Linked DNA regions of Homo sapiens: region 1 is linked to region 2. The links are chromatin loops, found by intact Hi-C in ENCODE. Cell type or tissue: HCT116. All regions are shown on one strand. Each heading gives the region's core, and the rest is flanking DNA. Links, peaks and the distances in the headings are about the cores only. Region 1 overlaps LOC101928437 (a long non-coding RNA gene). Region 2 has its middle 130 kb from the start of XACT.

Region 1 (9,963 bases), core at 1,044-9,043, 340 kb before region 2:
CACCGCAATTACTGATTTACTTGGCAATAATTAGCATCATTAGCAACTGGAGTGTTTCTATTCATGAACATGACAGATTTCTATACATATTTGCATATCAATTTATGTCTTTTACTGAAGTTTTATAATTTATGCCGCAAATATATTGAATCTTTTAAAGGTATTTATTCCTAAGTATATTATAGCGTTTGTTGCAATAGTCAATTGCTTCTTGTAAAAAACTACATTTTATAATAATATTGGGGCTCAGAACACAATACTCTAAAGTATAGCACCTTGGTATGCTGAAAACTTTGAACTGAAGGGGATTGGAAGGGCCTCAGAAGTAAGGTCTCTCTAACCTTCTCCTCTCTGATCTTCTTCTGCCCTCCTGTCTCCTGATCCTTGTTTTTCTCCAAAGCTAGTCATAGTTATCAAAATTCCTCATCCCATGGCAGGTCATAGAAACTAGACCTCCTCTTCGCTAAAGCAAGCCCTAAAACCTAGAAGGTTACTCTCTTCCTTCTCCCTTAAAGACTCTAGTTCCAGAGACAGGGTTCTTGCCCCATACCTAGGAGGAACAAATTGTACACAGAGAGGCCAAGAAGAATCTCAACAGAGAAGCCTTGCTGGATCCGTTGCTCCTCTGTCTGTTACCATTAGATCATACCCTTTGTCCAATCACATTTCTGCATGGCTGTCTATTATTCATTGAACCTAAGTATAAAAATAGACAGTATTCCCTGGGTTTTGGGGTCTTCAATTCTGAAGGCTCCTGCATCACATAAAACTTTGTTAAATAAATTTGTTATGCTTTTCTCTTATTATCCTGTCTTTTGTTACAGGAAGGTTGTCAGTGACCCTCGTGATGGGTAATAGAAAAGGCATTATACCTTTTTCACCCCTAAAATTGTTTCTTAATGTTATTTAGGAATTCACTGATTTTTATTTTTAACTAAACTTTATACTTTGAGAAGTTTTAGTTTTATAGAAAAGTTGTGACTATAATATGGAGTTCCCATATATCCCACACAGTTTTCCCAATGTTGACATCTTACATTAGAATGGTACATTTGTTATAACTTGTGAAACTACATTGATATATTATTATTCACTAAAGTTCATACTTTATTCAAATCTCATTTACCTAATACCATTTTTTTCCATTTGAGGATCCAATTCAAGATACCACATTATATTTAGTCATCATGTCTCCTTGGCCTCCACTTAGCTATGACAGCTTCTTATACTTTCCTTGTTTTTGGTGGCCTTGGTAGCTTTGAGAATTACTGGTCAGGTATTTTGTAGAATGTCTCTGAATTAGGAGACATTATGTGAAGTTTTTCTCATGATTAGAATAGTGTTATGGGTTCTAGAAAGGAAGATCATAAAGGTAAAATGCCATTTACATTAAATAATATCAAGGGTATATACTATCAACCTCACTTATCACTGATGATGATGATGATATTGAACACCTGGCCAAGGCAGTGTTAGGTTTCTGTACTCTAATATTACATCACCCCCTCCCCGTACTTTCCATATTCTATTCTTTGAAAGGACGTTTCTATATGCAGATCTTCACTTAAGAAAAGTTATATTCTACTTCCTTAAAGGTGGAGTAGAACATAAATTATTTGGAATTCTACATATTGTCTCCTCTCATTTATTTATCTAATTATTTACTTATATCAGTATGAACTCATAGACATTGATTTTATTATTCAGTATATAATGAACACCACTGTATTTTACTGTTCAAATTTTTCCAGTTTTAACCATTGGAAGCTTTCTCAGCTGGTTCTTGTGTTCATGGGATGTACCCCCAACATTTTGGAATTTTTTTTATCACTTCCTTACTTTCTGATACTACAAGGTGCTCTAAGCTCATATATTTCTTGAACCAGCACTTCCATGGAAAACAACTTCCACTCATTTTCAAAGTTACATAAGTCAATAGTTGTTGTGAGGTTGTTTAATACATTTGGAATACAATAAGATTGTTTTGTCACATTCTGCATTCTATCCTGGTATCTCCTAGACCTCATACATAATTTTCAACATTTGTATACATTGAGGTTGACTCTGTTCTATAAAGCTTAATAAGTTTTGATAAATGCATATTGTCATGTGTTGACCATAACAGTATCATGCAGAATAATTTTACTACCTTGAAAAATTCCCCATGCTCCTACTATACAACACCTTTCCACACCTTCCCTGAGCTGGCAACCACTGTTGTTTTTACTGTCTCTATAATTTTGCGTTTCCCAGTATGTCATATAATTGGAATCATCCAGTTAATATCTTTTTCAGCTGGTTTCTTTCATGTAGCAATATTCATTTAAGATTCATGTATGTCTTTTTATGGCTTGATGGCTCATCTCTTTTTATTAGTATGTAACATTTCGTTGTATAAATGTAAAACAGTATGTTTATCCATTCATCTACTGAAGGACAACTTGCTTGCTTCTAGTTTTGGCGATTATGGATAAATCTGCTATAAACACTGACATTTTTGTGTGGACATGTTTTCAACTCATGATCATATGGCAAGGGTATGTTTAATTTTATAAGAAAGTGATAAACGGTTTTCTAAAGTGACTGTACCAATTTGGATTCCCATCAGCAATGAATGAGAGTTGTTGCTTCATATCTTTGTCAGCATTTGGTGTTATCGATGTGTTGGATTGTAACCGTTCTTTCTTTTTAAATTGATTTTGTGCACAGGAATTCTGTTTAACTCTTTTAATATTTGTGATAGTTTGCATTCCAATTTTTCTTTATTTCCTATATAAATAATTATATAACTGTATATAGACTGACAGTGGATGATGTTAGTTTTCTTTTTCCTTTTGGTCCTTATAAGTTTAATTTTTCTTTTATTATTGAACTTTCTAGTACTTCCATTTCAGTGGTAAATAGAAGTAGTGATAGTAAACATATTTTAAACTAAGGGTGTTTTTTAATGTTTAACAATTAGATATCATGTTTGTTGTGAGATCCTTATTGATACACTTTATTGGGTTAAAAAGTTTCCTTAATCTGTGGTTTGGTGAGTTATTTTAATCATGAAAAGATGTTTAATTTAATCAATTATTTGAATCTATTGGAACTGTAATATAATATTCTCCTTTAATCTGTTGATGTAGTAATTACAGGTAGTTTATTTTCTAATGGTAAACTATTCTTGAATGTCCAGTAGAAATTCAGTTTAACCATAAACCACTTTTTAAATACACTGCTGATCAGCTAATATCTTATTTAGAACTATTATTGCATCTATGTTTATAAAAGTGCTTGGCCTTAAATGTGCTTTTCTCTTACTACCCTTGTTAGATTTTGATGTAAACGATATATTGTCCTTACAAAAGTTTATTTGATGCTTTGCTATTTTGTCTATACTTCAAACTTTTGTAGAAGATTGATACTTTCTCTTATTTAAATATATAACACACCTATTAATATGTCTGGTAATAGTGGAGAAATATTTCTGGGCAGATTTTTAATTTATTGATTCAGTTTCTCTAATGCTTACTTGAATAGTTGGAATTTGAAAAAAATTAAAACTATTTTTGAAATTTATATTTTCTAGGAAATGTCCATTCAATCTAAATTTTCAAATTTAGTAACATAAAGGTTTTCATAATTCTCTATTATATGTAATCTGAAATCTATATATGCCTGTTCTTTTTATGTCTAGTATTTGTACACTAAATTTTGACAACACTTTGTCTATTTTATTATCTTTTCAAAGGATTAGCTTTTAGTTTTGTTAATTCTGTCGTCTCTTTTGTTTAATATTTTAAAAGTACCTGCAATATTTATCTTTATCTTTACTTTTACCAACTTTAGTTTCACTCTGTTGTTCTTTCTCTAACTTCTTGAGTTAGACACTGTAACAGAGAAAGCTAACTTTCCACCAAATATTTGAACTCTCATAGTGTGGACTTGCTGACATGTCCAACTAAGGACAACATTAACCTGTGACTCATATGCATAGTTTCCTCCAGTGGAATGTCAGAAGAATCGATGAGTTTAACTTTTGGTCCAAGTAGGTTAATTATCAGATACAGGGTCCACTATACACTTTCCTTTTGTGTGCTTTCCAATAGCAATTTTCTGACACCAACTGGCTGTTCTACAATTCAATTTAATTTTGACACTCAATAACCAGAGTTAGTGCAGATCACCCATGTTAAGGGGAAAGTCTTTCAACTCTGACACTAGCTACCCAGAGTTAGTGTAGATCCCACACGTTAAGGGGTCCCACAAGACTGTTTCCACTTCAGACTCCAGGTGCACGTTCCAGGTTCCCAGGTTACCTGCACTTCTGTCTGACTTGGCTAAAAATTCATTAGGTCCTACAACTCCCTTTCATGTTGTTTGATAATTTGCTAGAATGACTCACAGAACTCAGGAAAGTGCTACGTTTACAATTACTGGCTTATTATAAAGAATACAAACAAATGACTCAGTGAAGAGATCATAGGATGAGATACAGAAGAGTCCAGAACATAGGAGCTTCTGTTTCTGTGGAGTCTAGGTGTGTGCCCTCCCATTACATTGATATGTTCGCCAACGAGAAAACTCTTTGTGCCTCATTATTCAGAGTTTTCCTAGTCCCTCTCCCATACTCAAAGGTTGAGGGTGGAGCTGAAAGTTTCAGCCTTTTAATATCACATGGTTTTTTTTCCTCTGGCAGTCAGCTGCCATCCTGATGCCATCTAGTGCTCCCCAGCATGAGTCAGCTCATTAGCATTAACTTAGGTATAATCAAAAGGAACTTCTATGAATAACAATAGACCCTCTTATCCTTCAGGAAATTCCAAGGATTTTAGGAGTTCTATGTGAGGGACCTAGGACAAAAATCAAATACATTTTTGGAATACCTTACTTTGTCTACAGGCTGAATGAACATTGAAATTACTATGTTAACATTTCAAGGTGATGAAACCACAGGGTGGAATTAGCTGAGATCCAGAGTCATCTCCTTGAGGACAACTGTCTAAATTGATTATATGGTCATGTGAGTGAGAAATAAAAACTTAATTTTGTCAAGGAATTTTGATGTGAGCACTGTGACAGCACATTATTTTTTCTGCCTTTTTTGTCTGTCTAAAAGGAAAAATTTTGACTAAATTGAAGAATCTAAAGACAGAATTTGGGGTAAACATGTAACCATAATAGGTTCATTGACTGATGCATGTGGCAAGTCAATACGCTGAGACACTGGGTTATAGCATAGAAAAAGATTTAACCATAGGGTCACAGAACAAGGAGATGGGAGGGAACCTCAAATCAATCTCCCCAAGGAGTTTGGGGCTAGGGCTCTTAAAGGTTTTGAAATGGGTGCAAATGTGGATATCGTTGATTGGTCAAGAGTGCAGGTGAAGTCACGGGACAGGGAGATGAAGAAACTATATTAATTATTCCAATTCTGTTCCTTTGTAAGAGTCTTCTAGCTGGTTGGCATCAGCTGTTTCACTGATATTTGGAATCTGAAAAATAATTTAAATTCTTAAACAAAAGTATTGTGATTCTAATGTCAGAAATCCTGTCTATAGGAACAATGTAGGTGCAAATATTCAGTATCTATCTAGTGACTTTTGGTTATAAGGAAGTAGATTAAAGTGCAGCCTGATTAATGCTTAATTGTAACTATACTTCTGTCCAGAATTATTGTTTACCCTGTGAGGATGGCTTCAAATGCAGCAAAAAGAAAGCAAGGAGGGAAACCCAAGAAAATGGAGAGCCACAGAGGAAAAGGCCTACAGTTTGCATAAAATAAGCATTATAAATGTGTATGTTTCTAAAAACAGCCTCCAAATATACAAGGCACAATTGACAAAATTATTAGTTGGTGTGTGGTGGCATGCACCTGTAGTCCCAGCTACTCAGGAGGCTGAGGCAGGAGGATCTCTTGAATCCAGGAATTTGAGGCTGTGGTGAGTCGATTGTGCCAGTGCACTGTGGCCCAGGCAACAGAGCAAGACCCTATCCCCAGAGAAAAAAAAAAAATGACAAAATTAAAGGAGACATAGACAAATCTTCAAACTTTGTTGGATATTTAAAAACCTCTCTTTAGTTGACATGAGTAGTCCAAAGGTGAATAAAGTCATGGAAGAACTAAAAACACTATAAACTATCTTGACCTAATTAATATTTATACATTACACTCTAAAACTGAAAGACACATTCTTTACAAGTATGTATGGCATGTTCCCCAATATAGACAATATGACTGGTGTCAGGCCTCCGAGCCCAAGCTAAGCCATCGCATCCCCGGTGACTTGCACGTATATGCCCAGATGGCCTGAAGTAACTGAAGAATCACAAAAGAAGTGAAAATGCCCTGCTCTGCCTTAACTGATGACATTCCACCACAAAAGAAGTGAAAATGGCCGGTCCTTGCCTTAACTGATGACATTGTCTTGTGAAATTCCTTCTCCTGGCTCATCCTGGCTCAAAAGCTCTCCTACTGAGCACCTTGTGACCCACCACTCCTGCCTGCCAGAGAACAACCTCCCTTTGACTGTAATTTTCCTTTACCTACCCAAATCTTATAAAACAGCCCCACCCCTATCTCCCTTCACTGACTCTCTTTTCGGACTCAGCCCGCCTGCACCCAGGTGAAATAAACAGCCACGTTGCTCACACAAAGCCTGTTTGGTGGTCTTTTCACATGGACGCGAGTGAAAACTGGCTATTAAGCAAGTTGTAATACATTTTTAAGGTTTGACACCATACAGAATGTAATGTAGTTTAACATGATGGAATTACATTAGAAATTTATAACAATATGAAATCCAGAAAATCTCAAATGTTTGAAAATTAACTGATATACCTCTAAGCATTTCATGGGTCAAAGAATTGTTGTATATGTTCTTTCCATTTTAATTCAGTTATAAAGATTTCTAATATCTATTATCACATATTTTTGGGTCCTGGAGATGTTTAGAAGTAGTTTCTAAAACTTCCAAATAGGCAAGCTTAATTTTTTAGGTATCTTTTTGCCCTTGCGATATGGTTTGGCTGTGTGTCCCCACTCAAGTCTCATCTCAAATTGTAATCACCATAATCCCCATGTGTCGAGGGCGGGACCTGGTGGGAGGTGATTGCAGCATGTGGGCTGTTGCCCCCATGCTGTTCTTGTGATAGTGAGTGAGTTCTCACTATCTCATCTGACGGTTTTTTAAGCCTCTGGCATTTCCTCTGCTCACACGTCTCTCTCCTGCTGCCATGTGAATAAGGTTCTTGCTTCCACTTTGCCTTCTGCATGATTGTAAGTTTCCTGAGGCTTCCCCAGCCATGCAGAACTGTGAGTCAATTAAACCTCTTTTCTTTATAAATTACCCAGTTTCAGGCAGTTATTTATAGCAGTGTGAGAAAGGACTAATACAGTTAATTGGTACAGAGTTAGTGGGGCACTGCTATAAAGATACTTGAAAATGTGGAAGCAACTTTGGAACTGTGTAACAAACAGTCAGAGGTTGAAACAGTTTGGAGAGCTCAGAAGAAGAGAGGAAGATGTGGGAAAGTTTGGAACTTCCCAGAAAGTTGTTGAATAGTTTTGACCAAAATGCTGATAGTAATGTGGACAATGAAGTCCAGGCTGAGGTGGTCTCACATGAAGATGAGGAACTTATTGGTAACTGGAGCAAAGGTCACACTTGCTATGCTTTAGCAAAGAGACTGGTGGCATTTTGCTCCTGCCCTAGAGATCTGTGGAACTTTGAACTTGAGAGAGATGATTTAGGATATCCGGTGGAAGAAGTTTCTAAGAAACAAAGCATTCAAAACCTGACCTGGATTATTCTGAAAACATTCAGTTTTATGCATTCACAAAGAGATGGTTTGAAATTGGAACTTACATTTAAAAGGGAAGTAGTGCATAAAACTGGAAAATTTGCAGCCTGACAATGCAATAGATAAGAAAAACCTGTTTTCTGGGGAGAAATTTAAGCCAGCTGCAGAAATTTGCATAAGTAACAAGGAGCCAAATGTTAATGGGGAAAATGTCTCCAGGGCACATCAAAAATCTTGATGGCAGCCCCTCCCATCACAGGCCCAGAGGCTTAGGAGGAAAAATGTTTTCCTGGGCCAGGCCCAGGGACCCTGCTGTTCTGTGCAGCCTCAGGACATGGCACTTGCATCTCAGCCACTTCAACACCAGTGGTGGCTAAAAGGGGCCAAGGTACAGCTCAGGCCATTGCTTCAGAGGGTGCAAGCCCCTAGCCTTGGTGGCTTCCATGTGGTGTTCAGCCTGCGGGTGCACAGAAGTCAAGAATTGAGGTTTGGGAATGTCTGCCTAGATTTCAAAGGATGTATGGACATGCCTGTATGTCCAGGCAGAAATCTTCTACAGGGGCAGAGTCCTCATGGAGAATCTCTGCTAGTGCAGTGCAAAAGGGAAATATGAGGTTGGGGCCCCCACACAGAGTCCCTACTGGGGCACTGCCTAGTGGAGCTGTGAGAGGAAGGCCACCATTCTCCAGACCATAGAATGGTAGATCCACCGACAGCTTGCACCCTTGCCTGGGAAAGCTGCAGGCACTGCCAGCCCATGAAGGAGCTTCTTAAGGCCATGGGAGCCCACCCCTTGTGTCAGTGTTCCCTGAATGTGAAACATGGAGTCAAAGGGAATCATTTCGGAGCTTTAAGATTTAATGACTTCCTTGTTGGATTTTGGACTTGCATGGGGCCTATAGCCCCTTTGTTTTGACCAGTTTCTCCCATTTGGAATAGAATATTTATCCAATGCCTCTACCTCCATTGTATCTTGGATATAACTAAGTAGCTTTTGATCTTACAGGCTTCTAGGTGAAAGAGACTTGCCTTGTCTCAGATGAGACTTTGGACTTGGACTTTGGGTTAATGCTGAAATGAGTTAAGACATTGGGGGGCTGTTGGGAAAGCATTATTGGTTTTGAAATGTATAAAGGACATGACATTTGGGAGGGACTGGGGCAGAGTGATATGCTTTGGCTCTCTGTCTCCATCAAAATCTCATCTCAAATTGTAATCACCATAATCCCCAAGTAAGTGTCAAGGGTGGGATGATTATATCATGGGGAAGGTTTCCCCCAGGCTGCTCTCATGACAGTGAATGAGTTCTCACAAGATTTGATGGTTTCATAAGGGTCTGGCATTTCCCCTGCTTGTACTTCTCTCACCTGCTGCCATGCAAAGAACGTTCTTGCTTCCCCTTCACCTTCTGCCATGATTGTAAGTTTCCTGAGGCCTCCCCAGCCATGCAGCACTGTGTCAATTGAACCTCTTTTCTTTATAAATTACCCAGTCTCCGGCACTTCTTTATAGAAGTGTGAGAATGGACTAATATACCTTGGTTTATAATTATATTCTATGGGGCACAGAGAGTATGGTCTGTATCATATACTACTTTATACTATATGGGATATGCTTTATACTATATTAGGATATGCTTTTGCATCCCACACATGTTGAATTTTCACAAGTGTCCCCTATGTGCTTGAAAGAATGTGTCTTCATAAATTAAATTTGCCAAATTCTATGTACGGACAAGGAAATATTTTATGTATGTTTTTCTAATATTCTATATGCTTACTAAATGTGTGTTAATGTTAACTTTTCTTTCAATGTGGTACATATATAAATTTCTCCTATCTTGTTAACTTTTGCTTCATATTTTGGACTATACTATTGGATATGTATGAACTCAATGTTACTGTAGCTTCTAAAACTTTTATCTTTAATAATTCATAGTGTTCCAAGAATACAAACACATAAATTAGGGAAAGGACACCCTCTTCAATAAATGGTGCTGAGAAAACTGGCAAGCCGCATATAGAAGAATGAAACTGGATCCTCATCTCTCACCTTATGCAACAATCAACTCAAGATGGATAAAAGGCTTGAATATAAGACCCGAAACCATAAAAATTATAGAAGTTAACATCAGAAAAGCTCTTCTGGACACTGGGACACTGGCTTAGGCAAAGA
Region 2 (9,963 bases), core at 662-8,661:
CAGGCAAGAGAAGGAAATCTATTCTAGATGGAAGAACAAGCACGTATGAAAGCCCTGGAGTGGGGAGGGGCCTGTCATGTGCCATGAACCGAAAGGAAGCCTGTGTGACTGTAGAGTGGTGAGCAAGGGCAGAATGGCCCACACTGAGTTGAAGTAGCAGTTAGGCGATGAACCACTCAAGGCCTTGTAGGCCATGGGAATTAATTTGGATTTTATCCTAAGAGTGAAGAAAAGTCATGAGTGTTTTAATCAATAGAGAAACATGATACAATTTTATATTTTTAAAAGACCTCTTTGACTTCTACATGTGGCAATGATGTGGAGGAGGCAACAGAAGTACAAAGACCATTTAAAAGACCCTAGAAATGGCCTCTGAGAGACATGCTGGTAGCCAAAACTATGTTGATGATAGTAGAGATGAAGAGAAATAGATGTGTTTGATATTTATATTTAGAAATTATAAACAGCAGTACTCACTGAATGATTGTCCACATAGAGTAACGAAAGAAAAATATTAAGGATGACTCCAAGCGTTCTGGTTTGTAAATCTAGGTTGCTTGTACTGCCATTTACGGAGATATGAAAGACTGAAACAGAAAAAGTGAATAGAGGTATGAGGTAAAGTTACATTTCAGATGCCCATGAGGCATCCAAGCATAGATGTCAAGTATGCAGAAGGAATATCAATCAAGAAATTTCAGGGATACATTAGGTATATATAGAGAGAGATTTCAGAAATTTAGGGTATAGATAACATTTGTGGTTATAAGACTGACTCAGAGCACTTAGAGAAAGAGTACAGGTAGAGAAGAGATGCAAGAACTAAGAACTGTGACACCCAACATTCACAGGTAAAGAAGAGGGGAGGGACAAGCAAAGAGAACTAAATGCAGTCCATCTCCAAAGGCTCCCTAATCTGCCTTTGTTTCTCCTTCCCATTGCCATTACTTCAGTTCTGGCCACCACTAGAGTTCTACTGAATCAAAAAGGTGTGATTTTTCAAGGTGTGAGAAGTATCTTGGAGCTTCATTTTCTCACTTCTTCCTATTTATGTAGTTTACACAGCCTGTGAAACAATCTGAGATAGGAACTAAAAAACAGATTCCAATGTTTTGCATCAGCACAACCACTCTCTAGATTATGCACTTCTGTTACTATGTGAGTTTATTTACAAAGGTCTTGATGACTTTTTTGAAGGAATGATATCTGTTTGGTGAGTCTTTACTCAAGGTATAGCTCCACATGCAGAATAAAAGATTTAACAAACACATTAAGTGTATATGCTCCTTTTGCTGATGACATCTGTGAGGTTTTGACAGATTACAGAGCATTCCCCATTTGGACACATTTGCCAACCTGAGAAAATTACAAATTGCAGCTGACTTTCAAAATAAGTGACAAGGAAAAACTGTGGTAAACTCTTCCATCATTCTTGTTTTATGGCCTCTGCCATTTCTCTAGAAGTTAAAAAAAGAATTATAAGGGTAGGACTGAGTGGTTTTTGTTATTCTTGAGTTTAGGTTTCTCAGGAATTGGAATAGATCAGAGTGACAGGAGATTAACGTGCCAATCCAACCACCAGTGTCTGGATTTCCATTCACTCAAATACCTAAGGATATTAACACATATTTGTTTTACAGGTTGGGAATTATCTCCAGAATTATCCCATCATTTGAGATGTGCCATTAAAAATGAGCCTTTTTTCCTTTTCTTTCAGAGAAAGCAAGAAATATTTTATTCAAGGGGAATTACAACAGTGGGGTTTTGTAGTAGAGGGAAGAGATTGGATTCACATCCCTAGTCTCTTTTCTTAACATTGGGATTTAAAAGTAGGTCTGAAAAAGATGGTCTTTTAACTTCTGCCATACTATTAATTTATGTTGAAAAAATATCTTTTCCATAATACTTTCTTCATGAGGTAAATACATTGCAAAGAATTTTACTGATTTCCAAGATAAATAATTGTTGCTAGCCAAGCCAGTAATGGGATAAATTCCCCCCAATACACACAAACTCAGTTACCTGCCTTTGATTTTGCTCATTACCAGTAAACAAGGTAGGAGGATATATAAACTTGAAAAACTGAGACCCAGTTTCACCATTTGTGAATCTTTAACCAAAATTCACTAAATCTTCTCTGATAGTGTCTATTAATGTTTGAGACAGAATTTTCTAAGCACCTAAAAAATGTCTGGTTGCGGCCGGGCGCGGTGGCTCACGCCTGTAATCCCAGCACTTTGGGAGGCCGAGGCGGGTGGATCATGAGGTCAGGAGATCGAGACCATCCTGGCTAACAAGGTGAAACCCCGTCTCTACTAAAAATACAAAAAATTAGCCGGGCGCGGTGGCAGGCGCCTGTAGTCCCAGCTACTCGGGAGGCTGAGGCAGGAGAATGGCGTGAACCCGGGAAGCGGAGCTTGCAGTGAGCCGAGATTGCGCCACTGCAGTCCGCAGTCTGGCCTGGGCGACAGAGCGAGACTCCGTCTCAAAAAAAAAAAAAAAAAAAAAAAAAAAAAAGTCTGGTTGCAAAATTTTCCGAGTGTCTATCCCTTCTTAAAAACATAAATTAAAATAATTATTTTAAAAATGTGTACATGTTTGTTTATATCTTTTTATCTTAACTACAGATTAAACTTCAGGTAGTGGCCACAATAACAAGAGTCAATAATATTGAGATCTGGTTTTCTTTTTAGAGGAGGCAGAGAAAGAAAAAGAATTTGTATATTCCTGGTGCCTAGCATGGTACAGATGCATTGTCAGTGCTCAATACATGATTGTATAAGGAAATGATACTAGTTGCTTTATTTGGATCTTACTTTTGTTTCGTTTTGAGACAGAGTTTCACTCTTGTTGCCTAGGCTGGGGTGCAATGGCACAATCTTGGCTCACCACAACCTCCGCCTCCCCAGTTCAAGTGATTCTCCTGCCTCAGCCTCCCGAGTAGCTGGGATTACAGGCACGTGCCACTAAGCCTGGCTAATTTTGTATTTTTTTAGTAGAGACAGGGTTTCTCTATGTTGGTCAGGCTGGTCTTGAACTCCCGACCTCAGGTGATCCGCCCGCCTCGGCCTCCCAAAGTGCTGGGATTACAGGCGTGAGCGACCGCGCCCAGCCTTACTTTTGATTTTAACTATAAGCAAATGAAGGGACTTGCTGAGCAAATTATCCTACCTACCTGCACCTCCTCCAACATATCTGTTTTACACAGGTTGTTTTCACATTATGAAATGGATATTTTTAAAAGTATAAATTGATTTCCCAGGTCATATTCATTACTGAAAAAAAAAATTAGGGTTTGAATTATAGTAACAGATGTATTTGGTTCTTGATGCCACCTAATTTAAATTTTACTGAAATTCTGACCCCAAAAATGCTCTATCCCCTGTTCCTACTTTTTATCTCCCTCTGAAAAAAGGAATTGGTCAGAAAGGAAACAGTCCTCTGTTTTCCTATAGGTACTTCATGCTCAGAGCATGGCCACTTCTCTCTGCTGCTGCTGTAGCATTGGTTGTGTTATATAGCTGCTTCAGAGTCAACCACCAACCTCCAACTGCTTAAACAAGATTCACAGTGATTTCTGTGCTGGACAGAAAAGACCTTTCCAGTCAAGAGACAACCTGGCTTCTAAAAGCTCACAAATATTTGGTACCTCTTTCAGGTTTACAGCACCCTCTGTTGGGAAAAGTTTGCCAAATCCAGAAACTGTGCAATAGCCTTAACGTTGCTCAACCAGTCCTGAAATTGTGCCACATGGAAGTTCTACTGCTTTTTAATAGAAATGATTCTCAGACTTTCCAAGACCCATGCCCATAGAGCTCTGGCCTGAATCAAAGTTGACAGTTCGACATCTGCAGCTCCTAAAGAACAGGGCAATTTCCCAGTCCCTGAATGAGCCTGTATGAGAGGCTTTGGAGACACTTGGCCAAAATGGTGGGAAATGTGAGTTGTTGGACAAGTTATAATGACAAAGACAGATTGAATATTTAAATATTATATACATTCCTATTAAATATGAATGGCATATAGTATATCAGGGAAATATTCTCAAAGGTTCAATTTCGGTTTACCATCTTCAACATATGTAAGTTCTCTTAAAAGTGCTAAATCACTTTCTGCCACATTTTGAAGAGCACGTCCATGCCAAGAAAAGGCGTAACTCAGATTGCATTTTAGCCTAATTTCTGAGACACTGGGCTTTTAAAATAGAACCCAGTAGGTATTCATTAATGTGCTACGTCTGCCATCCTTTAAAATAGAAAATGTAGCTCATTTCTTTCACTGTTTACTTGCATCACATTGATGTTTTTGTTAGTTCCACGATACTTAACAGTTTTAGATTAAATCATCTTGATGCGTTCCCATCCTGTATGTGTCATACATGTCCTCTGTTCACAGAGTAAAATGTGTAGTTACTGTGAATTCCATGAAACACAAACTACTATGCAAAATGATTTTTTCCCTAAAACAAAATCTAATTTATATCTCGAGGCTCCATTTTCTGTTGTTGAACACTTCATCTTAGGTGATTCAAGCTTAACTCAATGAATATAAGCTTTTCTCAGTTAAGTTGTGTTTCTTCCTCATACCCTGCATTTTTCCCAGCATATGAAAGCTCCAAGGGTCTAATACCACGGCATTGTTGGGAAGGGGTGTCTATTTCTTCGTCCTTGGCCAATATTCCTGTTAGCATCTGCCGAAATCCATATAATATCCCGCCAAAGGTCCGTGTGAGACACACTGTATCCGCTTAATTCTGTTATCTTTTGGTCTGTCACTCTTTTCTTAGCTACCACGTTCTCCACTAATAACAGATAGAAAATATTTAGATACCCTCCCCTCCCTCTCTTGGGCCTCAGAAAACTACTGGAACTGTATCAGGCCCTCTATCATAGACCCACCACACCACCATTTCCATGGTACTGCTGCTGAACTATGGTGGCACCAGAGACCTTTCAAGGTCTATGACCACCGTGGACTTCACCTGAAGTATAAAGCATGGGTGCTTCTCTCTTTCAGATCCCCAAATCTATTTTCAGTTTCTATTTCCCCCACCCCAACTCAGGGACACAGCTTGTGAAGAGGAATTCTCAGAATCACTTCTGAGAAGTACTAACCAGAGCTTCCTCTCTTGCTTCTTAAATATTCTCTGTTTTCCTCCAGTTCAGAGGATCTCTTATTTCCTCTGGTGTGGGAAAATTTGCTTATACATCATTATGCATTCTTCCAAATCAATTTTTTATGACTTTGGGTTCTGACTCTCAATGCCTAGGCTTCTGAAAGTTTTCTCTCTAAATTGTTTCTTTACCACTAGTTCCAAAATAGACTTTAAATTGATTTTTTCTCTGCATTTCTTCCATAACCTTTATGTCCTGAGGCAGTGAATGTCAAGGTCTAGTTTGAAATGGAGAGAGCTTCGAGGTAAAAGGACATTCAAGAAAATTGGAAAACATATTGGTTAATACTTCTAAATGTTATATTGTAACAATAAAATTTCCAAATAACACTGTTATGAAAGTTTGGGGATATGCCCTGGGATTGCCAACTGGAGCATATAAGAATTAAAACATTTCTTTTCAGCATCAACAACTATTACAATTACACACATTTTCTTAAGCCATTTACCTGTCAACAACATTGTTCTTCTCTGTGCATTGAAAGTGGAAGAGACCCACTCCATAAAGAATGATGCCAAACGTTGTGAAAACCTGCCCTTCTCTACGAGTCAACAGGTTGCTTCTAGTTAATGAATGAGGAGAAAAATAGAACAAGTGTGCTCCACTCTAATCTTAGAAACTCAAACCCTTGAGCAGGGGAAGTCTTTTTCAAGCTGCTAATTTTCTGTTCTGGTTCCAATTTGTTGGTTGAGAGATAGAGGATATAGAAATCTCCTTCAGATATACAACATTTCTTTTAAAACTTAAGATTTACTGCCTTTTTTATTTCTCCTTTTCACCTGAAATCTTTTCTGTTATTTGATGTTGCCTCCACCTGCTATGTGTACTCACATAAACATGCCTTGTCAGGATAGTATACAAGGATGTCACCAGCACCAAAATGAATCTTTCTGGTAACAAGTATCACAACAACCCATCCCCCACTTAATTAAATGTTGCTCCTCTGATGGCCATGTTGTTTCATCATGGTGATGTATCAGCTCCCAAAAGCTTTACTACCTTATTCTGGGACTCTTTGACTAATATCACTGTTGCCCCTTATGCTCATACTAGGTTGGTGCAAAAGTCATTGTAGTTTTTGCCATTCCTTTCAATAGATAAAGAATAGAGACTTTCTAGTAGAAAAAGAAATTCTGTCATTACCTACATCTTAATAGGTACACTATATTGTCTAGTATTAACTCTGTGTCAACCACCCTCATAGTCTCCTATGCAATACAGTGAAGCAGCTGAGAACCACATTTCCCAGAGTATCCTTCCTCATGTTAAAATTTGCCAATGAAAGACATACAGAATATGGGAAACAGAAGAGAAGGAGGGGTCATTACTCTCTGGAAACAACTGCAGTCAGACAAGTGGGCAGACATGACGTTTGAAGGAACTTCTTAAGAATCACCGACATCCCTGTTTTGTATATCATACTTGTATAGTTATAGTTGGTTAGAGTCCTCCAAACATTTCTGGCATTCACAGCAGCTTCAAGGGACATTCTTGAGACCCGCTCACTTCACTGCTGCAGATTGAAATAGTTAGGGAATCTTCTAAATGTTCCTGGGATTTGCTGTGGCTTTGGGATGACCTTAGGAGAACCACCTGCTTCAATGCTGAAGGCTGAATTCACTGGCTGTGGCTTCCTTGACCTTTGCTCCGCCTGTTTTTTCCTTTCAAATGTTGAATAACTTTCAATTCCCCCAACTAAAACTTTCATACTTTCCATATATAGAGTGGCTCTGATTTCTTGATCTAGCCCTAATTAATACATTAAACTTTATCCCTCTCCACTTTGTGAATTTAGTGAAACCCTTAATAAGATTTCTAAATTCCAATCTCTCCCTATTTGGGACAAATAGAAGCATCCTCTAAAGTGTTCACACTGGTTTGAATTAGTCCAAGTAGAGGTTGTAAGTATCTTTCTTTTTCTGTAGTAACTTCATCATTTCACACGGTAAGATGAGATCAAGGTGTTAAAACATTTACATTGAGATGATTGTTGCATCCACAGAACCTCATACTTCCTAAATTTCTGGAACATGTAGCACTAAAGCTCCCATTGTCTTTTTTATGGGTAGATCCTCTTTGAGCCTTGAAGACTAGGTTCAATGGCCTATAAGTTATTCATTTGCTTCTTACTAGTTTTAGCATTTGTGATTGCAAAGAATAATTCATTAGTTGCATAATTACTACCAAAAATAAATTATTCAATATATATACCTAGAGAAATTTTCTTCATAAAAGGTTAATTCTGTGTATCTGTTAATTCATGCCCATCTCAGAAAGTATACTCTGTCTGTTTGAAAGGACCATTTTGAAGATTTAATGAATCTTAAAATCTTCTTAAGTTCCTGAATACATTATTGACCAATCAAAACTTTGCTGAAATGTCCACTTACCCTCTGATACACTTAGGTACTTATCATACTTCAACAGATCTGATTGATCAAGATTATAGCTGAGACTTGGCTAAAATATTGGCAGATGTTTCCTTATAAAAGTTCACTTCTGAAGACATTACAGTCTTAAAAAGCTGTCATTGATATTTGAAAGACTACCTTATATAAGTGATGTGCTATTCTGATTTAATTATGAAAGCAAATGGAAAGCTAAGGGGTTTATACTCTGGAATGTGAAATAATGGTGTTAAGCCATCATGTCTCAGTTTTTTGGATATAAAGGAGTAAAAGTTTGTCTTGTTAAGCATTAAATGAATGTCAAAAATATGGAAACAGAAATTGGAATTTGGGGTTTGTTTGCTGCACCAGGTGGACTCCAGCTATCAGAACCAATAAAACACCTGTTGAATCCTTTAGAATAGGCATGTTATACATTTGTTTTGACCATTGGGACATAAGAGGCAAATACGACAATCAGCAACTTCACTGAAGGCATCACCAAGTTACACACTCCTATGAATTCTTCATGTAAATCTAGAATAAAAATGAACAAATTCATAACTGTTCAAGGTATGCAGAATTTCCAGACTTCCACATTGTCTCTTATTTGGCCTATAATCATCTTAGAAATACTCATAAAGCTCTGAACAAGTACTACAGTATAAGCTTTGGGAAGAAAGTTGAAGGTTAAAGAGTGTGTGTCAAGCGAACGTGCAAAATAGGTATTGTACCATAGACACTCCTTTTCTCCTGCTAAAAACATCCTTTTTGTCTCTAGCCATTCAGTATCCTCATGTTCCCTCAGCTACATCTGTGATAATAAATAGTCTGATAAACTCATCCATTCCAAAAAATCACTGATGTGCTGTTCAAAGGAAATTTTTAGCTAAAGAGAATTACTGGACAAGTAATGATAAAACCTAATCATTGCTAATAAATATTATTGGAGCAACTAAAATGGTACAAAAAGACATTTGGAGTCAGGGACACATTCCTAGTATCCTTTAAATCACAGCATATTTTACTTCTATGTAACACTGAGCTTGTTTATTTTTCTATTTCTTTTTATTTATTAATGTCTATGTTCTATTTATCTGAACTCAGATTTGGTATCAGCAGCCGACCTAGGCTTTCCTTACCAAAATAAGTTAACACAGGTGAGTGTCCAGATACTCAAGATTTACATACCAGGTTCACACATTGCTAAATCTAAACTAATTTTCTTTTTATTCTATTTCAAACTCCACTACTGAGCCACCCAGTGAACTCCATGTTTCCATTACAAAGCCAGTACTAGTAGAAAAGCCGTGACCTGTAAGAAGAGCTCAAAATAATGGTGGAATAAAAGGGAAAAAATGTCAAAAGAATTCATTAGGTTATAATAAAGTTGTGTAATAAGGACATCACTAAAATTCCACAAGAAATTCTTACATAAGAACATTCAAGGAAACACCTGTACACTACCTTCCTATACTTGTTCTTATGAGAGAAATAGTGATCCATGATTTATAAATCCAATAGTACTTAATACAGTCAGAAAGTTGTATTTATCCCATTATTCCCTTTGTAACTTTTTAATTCTCTCACTGCCTCTATCAGCCCTCAGGGGATACCAGCTGTGTTTCAGGACCCATAAAGAACCTGATTAGAGAAACAGGATATGAGAAAGCTAATTATAGATGAAGGCAATTCAAACTACAAAATAGCTACAGGAAAGAAAACATTTGGCCAAGATGAATTTGGCAAAATGAAAAAGTGCACAGCCATCTTCTGCTAGGCCTATCCCTAGGTAAGAAGAAACTAGAACCCACCCCCGACTACCTGCAAAAGGAAAATTCTTTGGGAAAATATTTTTAAATGTGTTTTCTAAGTCACACACAGAGAGATATTGTAATTACCCAGAGGAAATCTGGTCACTCAACTTCCTGTTTCTTTCTTATCTTTCACTCACAAAGTTACATAAAGGTAGGTGGAACTATCCAACAATAAACCAGACTGATAATTATTACAGTGTGCTTAATGACAAGTAAAAAGTGCACTTGCTCTAAGTCAGAGCTGCCAACTTGAGAATAAAGAAAAGATCTGAAGACAAACATAATAACTCAGTGATTAGACTGAGGGCAATGATGCTATTGCCATGGAAACCATTGAAAAGTACCCAAAATGTATTGTAAATACCATCTCTTTGTTGTATTACTTATTTATTTGTCAAAAAGCTCTCTAATGTGTTCAATAATATTAATTGAGAAGAACAAATATTTTAAAGGTTATGTCTCAAAATATTTTGTAGCCAATATTCTATGAACAAAATAACATGAAAAATTGGCAACAGGATGGCAGTAAATTCCGAAGTTTGGAGGTATGCTTAATTGACTTTGGTTTTGCCTGGAATTTCTTGA

Evidence for each region. Hi-C counts contacts between places; a loop is a spot of excess contacts. Peaks named below come from ENCODE experiments on the same cell type or tissue, not always from the same donor. Only the 100,000 strongest peaks of a DNase experiment are listed, where the experiment ranks them.
Region 1: a loop joins it to region 2, with 3 times the contacts of the local background. A loop is called at or near these places in 2 of 110 quality-filtered maps.

The regions. Positions count from the first base shown.
Region 1 is chrX:113,395,754-113,405,716 of GRCh38, forward strand. All of the region lies in intron 3 of LOC101928437 (a long non-coding RNA gene), which reads left to right. Among named protein-coding and RNA genes, the nearest start is that of XACT, 220 kb to the right of the region's middle. RefSeq lists enhancers at 5,373-6,174, 7,869-8,370. In HCT116, for the core only: no CTCF peak of the experiment used is centred there; DNase peaks (open chromatin) are centred at 4,008 and 4,608; H3K4me3 peaks cover 1,157 bases; H3K27ac peaks cover 1,233 bases.
Region 2 is chrX:113,738,268-113,748,230 of GRCh38, forward strand. No RefSeq gene overlaps it. Among named protein-coding and RNA genes, the nearest start is that of XACT, 130 kb to the left of the region's middle. In HCT116, for the core only: a CTCF peak has its summit at 3,704 (motif pointing left); a DNase peak (open chromatin) is centred at 3,684.